Regions from separate parts of the Homo sapiens genome. Here region 2 is linked to region 1. Evidence: read pairs that join two places in POLR2A ChIA-PET (ENCODE). Cell type or tissue: MCF 10A. All regions are shown on one strand. Each heading gives the region's core, and the rest is flanking DNA. Links, peaks and the distances in the headings are about the cores only.

Region 1 (5,705 bases), core at 1,026-5,025:
ACTCTATTTTGTTCCACTGGTCTATATGTCCATTCTTACTCAGATACTACAGTCTTGATTACATATAGCTTTCAGTAAATCTTGAAATCAGATAGTATGGGTCCTCCAACTTATTATTTTTCAAAAGTATTTTGGCTATTTTAGGTTTGCATTTCCATATAAATACTTACTTATTTTTACCTTTTTTAGAGACAGGATTTTGCTGTATTGCCCAGGCTTGTCTCAAACTCCTGGGCTCAAGCAGTCTGTCTGTCTCAGCCTCCCAAGTAGCTAGGACTATAGGCCTCCTGAGTAGCTAGACAGCTTGCATGCCATTGTGTCTGGCCCATGTAAATTTTAAACTCATCTTATTGATTTCCTTAAAAAAATACTCAAACAAGGCCAGGCATGGTGGCTCATGCCTGTAATCCCAGCACTTTGGGAGGCTGAGGCGGGCGGATCATGAGGTCAGGAGATCGAGACCATCCTGGCTAACACAGTAAAACTCCATCTCTACTAAAAATACAAAAAATTAGCCGGGCGTGGTGGCGGGTGCCTGTAGTCCCAGCTACTCAGGAGGGTGAGGTAGGAGAATGGCGTGAACCCAGAAGGCGGAGCTTGCAGTGAGCCGAGATCACTCCACTGCACTCCAGCCTGGGTGACAGAGCAAGACTCCATCTGGTGGGGGTGGGAGGCGGGAATTCACAAACAAAAATCTGCCTGGTTTTGTTTTTTGTTTGTTTGTTCTGGGAGATCCAGTGCTGGCTGATGCCTGGATTTTGACTGGCTGAACTTACAGATCAACTTGGGGAGAAGTAATGTCTTTGAAATATTGTCTTACAGCCCATGACCATGGCGTAGCTCTCCATTTTAGATTTTCTCTATCACACAGAATCTTGCACATATTTTATTAGACTTATCCCTAAAATATTTCATGTTTTTGATGCTATTATAAACAGCATTTCTAAAAATTCCAATTTTAATTACTCATTGCTATAGAATAGTATTTAGAAATATGTTTTAGTTTTTTTATTGACCTTGTATGCTGGCTCAATTCACTTTTCGGTTCTAGTAGCTTGTTTGCAGTTTCTTTGGGATTTTCTACATAAATGACTAGTCTGGTAATCAACAGGGTTTGTTTTCCTTTCCTACGTGTGTGTGTGTGTGTGTCTGTGTGTCTGTGTGTGTGCGTGCACACCATTTTAAAAGGAAGATTAAATACCTGATAAGTTGATACCGATATTTCCAATTAAAATTAAAGTCTACAGGGTTTTTACTTAACATCTTCTATCTCACATTTGTATCTCCTTTTTCCATTGAGAATTCTGGTTCTCAAGGACACAAGGGATGAAGAATTAGAATACCCCATATTGCTTACCCAATAATCTCGAGATAATGACAATAACACTGCCAGTAATATGATTACTTAAAAGTTTGAATAATTTTTTCATATATTCTCTCTCCATTCTCTAGTAGTTGTGCTGAATCAAAATTGTTAAAGCATATAGTATCCATTACAAACATTATTCCTCATTTAGTCTTAGTCTTGGGTCCACAAGAAAATAAATATTTAATGTTCATATTAGAGTTTAATTTGTATCTCTGCAGTCAATTTGGTTGTCTGAAGCTCATTGTCATTCTCTAGCAAACTAGTTTTGCTACAGATACTGTTCATGTTCTGTTTTTATGCAGTGATTTGGAGTGACTCAAAAATAATGTACTATTACCACCATCTTCCCTAAATCCATATGATGATGACTTTTTGAAAAGATCAGGCCAGATGTCTTGTGAAATGTCCTACAAATTCTAGAAATCGCTACCCATTAGCACACAGAGACATCCTTTTTTTTTTTTTAAAGCATTGCACAATATTCCGTTGTGTGGATATTCCAGTTATACAATCAGCCTTCTATTGATGGGCATCTGTGTTGTCGCCAATCCTTTGCCACTACAATGTTGCAATAAATAACCTTGTGCATGTGTTGTTTATTTGTGGAAGTTTATCTTCAGTGTAGATTCCTAACAGTGGGATTACTGAACCAAAAGTAAATCTGTCCACCATGTCTTTAGCTTTTTGCAAAAACCCTTTTATACGGGTTGTACCATTTTATACTTCTACCAGCAATGAATGAAACTGACTGTTTCTCTGCAGTCTACTCAATGAAGTTTTCAATCTTTTGGTATGGCAGGATAATTTTACCTCGTATTTATCTTATAAGTGAGGGTCAGTATCTTTTCTTATGCTTATGTGTCATTTTCATTTTTTTTTTCCTGTGAAACATCTGCTTACTTTTTTGTTTGTTTGTTTTTTCTATTGTGCTTGGTGATTCTGAGATGTTAGAGGCTTTCCTCATTGCCTTAAGATCATCCACCCATATTTTCTTCTAATGCTTGAATGTTTCCATTTTTTATATTCATTCTTGGTCCCTGTTGAAATGACCAATTCCAGGGGCAGGAAAAGTATCAAACAATGCTGAAATATATTGCCAGAAAGAAAGGAAGTACTAAAAAAACAATAAGGACACATCAAAGCACACAGAAACAAGATGGAAACTGGCTCCTACTGGCCAAATCTGGGACAAATTGAACAATAAAATACGTGTTAGATTATAATTCACAAAATAGAATTTGCCGGTGCATGCTGATATATGTGAGTGAATCAATAAATAAGTAAATGGGAGAAGGATAATCTCTTCCATACAGTAGAATTCTAACTAGTAAATGTAGAAGAAATCATGGAATTAGAAAACCACCATTTGGCAACCAGGACAGTAATAACTGTTTCAAGCAAGAATTCTCAATAGATGCTAAAAGGAGTAAGTGAAAGTAATAACAAACAGATTATTCACAGGGTTTCAAAATGTCTCCCAATAAGAAATGACTCAGGTTGGGTTCTCTGGAATCAGATGCTAAGACAGAGTTTGGGGTGCAATGTATTTACTAGGGACCAGCATATGTGAAAGGAAGGGGGAAGAGGTATAATTGGGCTAAGGGAGCAATCTCACTGCAATATAGTCCTGGCTTCAGCAACCGGCAGGGAGCTCTGAAGTGGGCAGTTCCACCCCATCTCACTCAGGCATTGTGTGCAAGCTGCACCAGGAAGGGTGTGACCTTGGGTGATATGAGTCATGCAGAAAGTGCTGGAAGCTATCTGCTGACTGCACTGACCAAAACTGAGCAACAAGTCCTTCCTCAAAAAGGAATCCGTGTGATGTGGTGGTCTAATAGAATATTAATTACAAAGAAAAACTGTACCTTTATAGAATGGAGAAACATAGCACACACTACCTTGGGTGTTGATCAACATTAATGGTCCCCAAAATGTTATAATGACACAGCATTACTTCTGTGACATTCTTGCTGAAAATACATATAGGCACATCTCATAAGGTGCTTTGATTTATTGTGCTTTGCAGACATTATGTTTTTTACAAATCGAAGGTTGTGGCAACCCTGCATTAAGCAAGTCTATCTGTGCTATTTTTCCAACACTTTGTGCTCACTTTGTGTCTCCGTGTCACATTTTGGTTAATTCTCACAGTATTTCAACCTTTTTCATTATCATAATATCTGCTCTGGTGCTCTGTGATCAGTGATCTGTGACGTTACTATTGTAATTGTTTTGGAGTACCACCAACTGCATCCATATACGATGGAAAACTTAATAAATGTGGTGTTTCTACCACTCCACTGACCAGACATTCCTCTATCTCTCTCCGTCTCCTTGGGCCTCCCTATTTCCGGAGACACAACAATACTGCAATCAAGCCAATTAATAATCCTACAATGGCCTCTAAGTGTTCAGGTGAAAGGAAGAGTCACACACCTGTCACTTTAGATCAACAGCTAGAAATGACTAAGCTTAGTGAGAAAGACATGTTAAAAACCAAGACAGGATAAACGCTAGGCCTCTTGGGCCAAAGTTAGCCAAGTTGTGAATGCCAAGGAAAAGTTCTTGAAGAAAATTAAAAGTACTACTCCAGTGGAGTGGCACTAACTTTGGCCCACGTTGTGTACGTGTACCCTAGAACTTAAAGTATAATAAAAAAAATTAATTTTAAAAAAAGTACTACTCCAGTGAATAGATGAATAAGAAAGTGCAATGAGGCTGATACAAAAAAAGTTTGAGTTTTCTAGACAGAGAGCCAAACCAGCCACAAACATTCCCTTAAGCCAAAGCCTAACTCAGAGCAAAGTCCTAACTCTCTTTAATTTTGTGAAGGCTGAGAGAGATGAGAAAGCTGCAGGAAAAAAGTCTTAAGCTAGCAGAAGTTGATTTATGAGGTTTAAGGAAATAAGCCATCTCCATAACACAAAAGTACAGGACGAAGCAGCAAGTTTTTATGTAAAAGCTGCAGCAAGTTATTCAGAAGATCTAGCTGAGATAATTGATGAAGGTAGCTATATTAGTCCATTTTCACACTGTGAAATTTGGGTGGGGACACAGAGCCACGCCATATCAGTGGCTACACTAAATAACAGATGCTCGCTGCAGATGAAACAGTCTTTTATTGGAAGAAGAGGTCACCTAGAACTTTCCTAGCCAGAGAGAGGAAGTCAATGTCCAGCTTCAAAGAATAGGGAGACTCTTCTCAGGAGCCAATGTAGCTGGGGACTTTAAGTTGAAGCCAATGCTCATTTACCGTTCCAAAAACCCTAGGGCTCTGAAGAATTATGCTAAATCCACTCTGCCTATGCTCTAGAAATGGAACAACAAAACCTGGGTGACAGCACATCTGTTTACAGTATGCTTTACTGAATTTTTTTTTTTTTTGAGATGGAGTCTCACACTGTCGCCCAGGCTGGAGTGCAGTGGCACAATCTCAGCTCACTGCCACCTCCACCTCCCGGGTTCACGCCATTCTCCTGCCTCAGCCTCCTAAGTAGGTAGGACTACAGGCGCCCGCCACCACGCCTGGCTAATTTTTTGTATTTTTAGTAGAGATGGGGTTTCACCATGTTAGCCAGGATGGTCTCGATCTCCTGACCTCGTGATCTGCCCGCCTCGGCCTCCCAAAATTCTGGGATTACAGGCGTGAGCCACCGCACCCAGCGGCTTTATTGAATATTTTAAGCCCACTGTTGAGACCTACTGCTCAGAAAAAAGATTCCTTTCAAAATATTACTGCTCATTGAAAATGCACTTTGAAACCCAAGGACTCTGATGGAGATGTACAAGGAGATTCATGTTGTTTTTATGCCTGCTAACACATCTATTCTGCAGCCCATGGATCAAGGAGTCATTTCAACTTTCAAGCCTTATTATTTATTTAAGAAATACATTTCATAAGGCTATCGATGCCACAGTGATTCCTCTGATGGATCTAGGCAAACTACATTGATCACCTTCTGGAAAGGATTCATCATTTCTAGATGCCATTAAGAACACTCGTTTTTCATGGGAGGAGGTCAAAATATCAACATTAACAGGACTACAGAAGAAGCTGATTCCAGTCCAAGATCATGGATGACACTAAACAGTTCAAGACTTCAGTGGAGGAAGGGACTGCAGATGTGGTGAAAACAGCAAGAGAAGTAGAATAAGAAACAGAGCCTGAAGATGTGATGGAATTGCTGCAACCTCATGATAAAACTTGAACAGACGAGGAGTTGCTTTGTATGGAAGAGAAAAGAAAATGGTTTTTTTGACATGGCATCTATACCTGGTGAAGATACTGTGAACACTGATGAAATGACAAAAACCATTTAGAATATTACATAAACTT
Region 2 (4,000 bases), core at 1-4,000, 69 kb before region 1:
CAGCCCCATGGGAGGCACAGACCCGATGGGGAGGCCTGGTGGACAGCACAGGAGAACTCAGCCAGCCACGTTCGTTGAGCTCTTATTGCAACCCCAGCCCCAGGCTACGCCCTGAAAGGGTTTGAGAAGAGACAGAGGCGGATGATCCAGACTTAGCCTCCTGAAGAATGGATGAGCAAGTGCTTACCTGTGTTTTAAGGGTCCCCAGGATCTGTTTTAATTAAGGATGATAAGGCACACAGACACAAAAATGACTCTCATGAAGAAGAAGCTTATTCTGCTCATACATTCCTAGAAACAGGAGGCCCAGCACAGCACACGGGGCCTCATAGGAGACACTGGGCCAGTCAGGAACAGAGGGAGACGGAGGAACTGTGGGCTGGAGCCTTTTTATGGTTTCCACGGGAGGAGTGGGTGAGCGGAGCACACAGGCTTAGGATTGTCTAGTTTAATTTCAGGGCTCTGGGGCAGATGACTATCCCTAATGTCTGGCAATGGCCCTGGGGTGACTAAAGCAGGTGGATGGATAGTAGCCCTCGTGTGAGAGCCTGATAGGGAAGGTGGGGCAGTCCCCCCAGAGTCAGCAATGCCCCAGATGTCAAAGTATCATGAATGAATAGAGAAAAGTAAAGACATGGGTAGTTCAGTGCCTGAACACCCATCAGGGCAGAGGTCTGCCCTAGGCAGTGGATGTCCAAGAAAGCACAATAATGCTCACATATTTAAAACATAAGTCATATCCACGATAATACATTTTTGGGATGATAAACCAATGTTAACCTCATCCAAAACTTCCCTCACAGACATGTCCGGAATAATGTTTGACCCAATACGTGGGCACCCAGTGGCCCAGCCAAGATGACATGTTAAATTGTCCATCACACTATCTTAATGTTTCACAGTTTCCTGGAGCTTAAAACGTCAGATATTGACCTCAGTACCTCCCCCGTCTCTCAGCACAAAACCCTGCACACTCTGCCTTCTACAACACATCTCAGACCCATGCCCACCTCTCAGCCCCACCAGGCCTGGCTTGCTTTGGGTCTCATGACATCCTGAGTTCCAACCACTGCCTGTGTGGCCTCAGGCCAGCAGCATTTCCTCCCTGCACTTTTCCCCACATGACACCTTTCTGTCTCTCTGATGTCAGGCTCTTGCCTAAAATCTGTCTGCGGTCTCCTCTCAGGGTGAAATTTCCACTCATGAGCCTGTCACGGAGGCCTACCTAACAGAGCCCTGACCTGCCCCTCCAGGCCCATTTTATCTTCCGCCCCAGGAGCCACCTGCAGATCTGAACACCTCTGGCCTCTTTCTACCTCTGTGCTGCACCTTCCTTCCCCTCTGTCTGCCTCCTCCCTCGACTAACCCCAGACCCACTAAACACTCACAGCCATGTGAACTGAACTCACCACACACATATCTCATTTCTACGGTGTGTGTTTGAAAGTTCCCCCTTTGCCTTCCTTTGATACTCCAGTAGGTAGGAGGAGTATCTCATTACTGTTGGTAGCAGTGGTATTTTGGGACCCCCCAGTTGGCTTCCACTGACAACACTTCTGCTGGGCGGGGGAGGGGTGCCTCATTACTGCTCCCCATGTGGTCTCTAATGTCACCATGGGAGGTGTGAGGCCTCATTATCGCTGGATGGTGATAAAAATTCCCATTTTCCACGTAGTCTTCTCTGATACCACCTATGTGGTTTGAATGATGGTGGCCCCTCCAAAATTCGTGTTGAACCTTAATCCCCACTGTGGTAGTATTAAGCGGCGGGGCCTTTTGGAAAGTTATTAAGTCATGAGGACTCTTCCCTCATGAATGTATTAGGGCCCTTATAAAAAAGGTTTGCTGAAGTGGCTTTGTGCCTGTAATACTGCATCAATTTATGCCACCATAATCATACTCTGAGAAGGAATTAGTGAATAAACTTTCCCTACCTTGTTTACAAAGATAATATGTAGTTGTTGTAGCAAATTTAAACAAAAAAAGAAAGTAAAATTACCCTAATGTCTACCAACCAGAAAACACTACTGTTGATATTTTGGTATACATCCTCCCAGGTTTCCATATATACATAGTGATTGTTCATATATAGGGAATTACACTATTCATTCAGAAAGTATTGACCGCCTAGTATGTGTCTGGCACTGTTTTAGTCACTAGGAATGTAATGGTAAATGAGACAGTGTTAGCTGGGCGCAGTGGCTCACACCTGTAATCCCAGCACTTTGGTAGGCCAAGGCAGGCAGATCGCTTAAGCCCGGGAGTTCAAGGCCAGTGAGGGCAACATGGTGGAACCCCTTCTCTACAAAAAATACAAAAAATTATCTGGGCCTGATGGTGTGCACCTGTGGCCCCAGCTACTCAGGAGGCTGAGGTGGGAGGATTGCTTGAGCCTAGGAGGTGGAGGCTGCAGTGAGCTGTGATTGTGCTGCTGCACTCCAGCATGGGTGACAGAGTGAGACTCTGTCTCAAAAAAGAGTGTGTACACAGCCAGAGCCATATAAAATACAGGCACAGATCACTCTGCACCTGTCATCTAAAAAGACACATCTGGCTGGGCGCAGGGGCTCACCAGCACTTTGGGAGGCCCAGGTGGGCTGATCACCTGAGGTCAGGAGTTTGAGACCAGGCTGGCTAACATGGTGAGACCCTGTCTCTATTAAAAATACAAAAAATTAGCCGGGCATGGTGGTGCATGCCTGTAATCCCAGCTACACGGGAGGCTGATGCAGAAGAATTGCTTGAATCCGGTAGGTGAAGGTCTCAGTGAGCCAAGATTGCGCCACTGCACTCCAGCCTGGGCAACAGAGTGAGACTCCATCTCAAACGAAAAAAAGAAAGAGAAAAAAAAAAAGACACATCTGTAGAAACCTACCCTAGTGCTGCCTCTCCCTCCCACTCACAAACCCAGGAATAAGTACTGAATGAACAATCCCACCTACAAAATAGTATTTCATTTGTTAAAATAATTAGAGATATTTATAACATGTATTATTCTACTAGCTGTACTTTATCATGTGTCATCACCTCCGAACACCCAGAAGCCTAAGGTGTTTCAAAACAAGGGACTTAATTTCATCCACTAGCAACACAGCTGTGTTAAGTGGAACTACAGTATAATCTGGAGTGTTTTCTAAAAACAAATAGAACCATTCCTTTTATGCTTTTCTGATTTCTCCAGTAAAGCGTTCATTAATGAGTTACAGCTCAAAGAGATGGCTTAAGAACATCAGTTGGCCTGGTGCAGTGGCTCACGCCTGTAATCCCAGCACTTTGGGAGGCCGAGGCAGGCGGATCATGAGGTCAGGAGATCAAGACCATCCTGGTTAACATGGTGAAACCCCGTCTCTACTAAAAATACAAAAAAAAAAATTAGCCAGGTGCTGTGGTGACGGGTACCTGTAGTCCCAGCTACTCAGGAGGCTGAGGCAGGAGAATGGCATGAACCTGGGAGGCGGAGCTTGCAGTGAGCCGAGATCACGCCACTGCACTCCAGCCTGGGTGAAAGAGCGAGACTCCGTCTCAAAAAAAAAAAAAAAAAAAAAACCATCAGTTGGAGAGAGTCCTTCCTCCTTTACAAATGCTGCCAAAGGACATTGGGTTTTGAATTTAACAACCCAAAAATGTGTCAAAAATGTCACTTTTTGTGGGGGAGGAGCAGGGCTTCCTGTTTGCTACTATAGAGACTGGTGTGGAATGCATGGAGCTGCTAACATAGGGGTTGCTTAACTATGGCCTGTGGGCCAACTCCAGTTCACCATCTCATTTTTAAAAATTTGTCACAAACATCTTCACTTCAAAATACCTAGTACTAGATATTAAAATATGGACTTAATATATCCACTCTACACACAGCTGTTTGTAGAATGAAGTGCACATTGGGGATAATGGCTATAATCCGAATATGGACATTTTGGTTCAGAACACTTCCCAATGGGCAAAGTACAGATATGTTATACTACAGAGGTAGATTACAAATTTCATTTCTAGAAGCAATGTT

Evidence for each region. Peaks named below come from ENCODE experiments on the same cell type or tissue, not always from the same donor. Only the 100,000 strongest peaks of a DNase experiment are listed, where the experiment ranks them.
Region 2: POLR2A ChIA-PET joins it to region 1 with 6 read pairs; 3 of 35 experiments call an interaction of 5 or more read pairs at or near these places.

The regions. Positions count from the first base shown.
Region 1 is chr13:21,432,957-21,438,661 of GRCh38, forward strand. All of the region lies in intron 1 of ZDHHC20 (zDHHC palmitoyltransferase 20), which reads right to left. Among named protein-coding and RNA genes, the nearest start is that of ZDHHC20, 23 kb to the right of the region's middle. In MCF 10A, for the core only: no CTCF peak of the experiment used is centred there; a DNase peak (open chromatin) is centred at 3,085.
Region 2 is chr13:21,364,588-21,368,587 of GRCh38, forward strand. It overlaps the pseudogene MIPEPP3. Among named protein-coding and RNA genes, the nearest start is that of LINC00539, 22 kb to the left of the region's middle. In MCF 10A, for the core only: no CTCF peak of the experiment used is centred there; no DNase peak of the experiment used is centred there.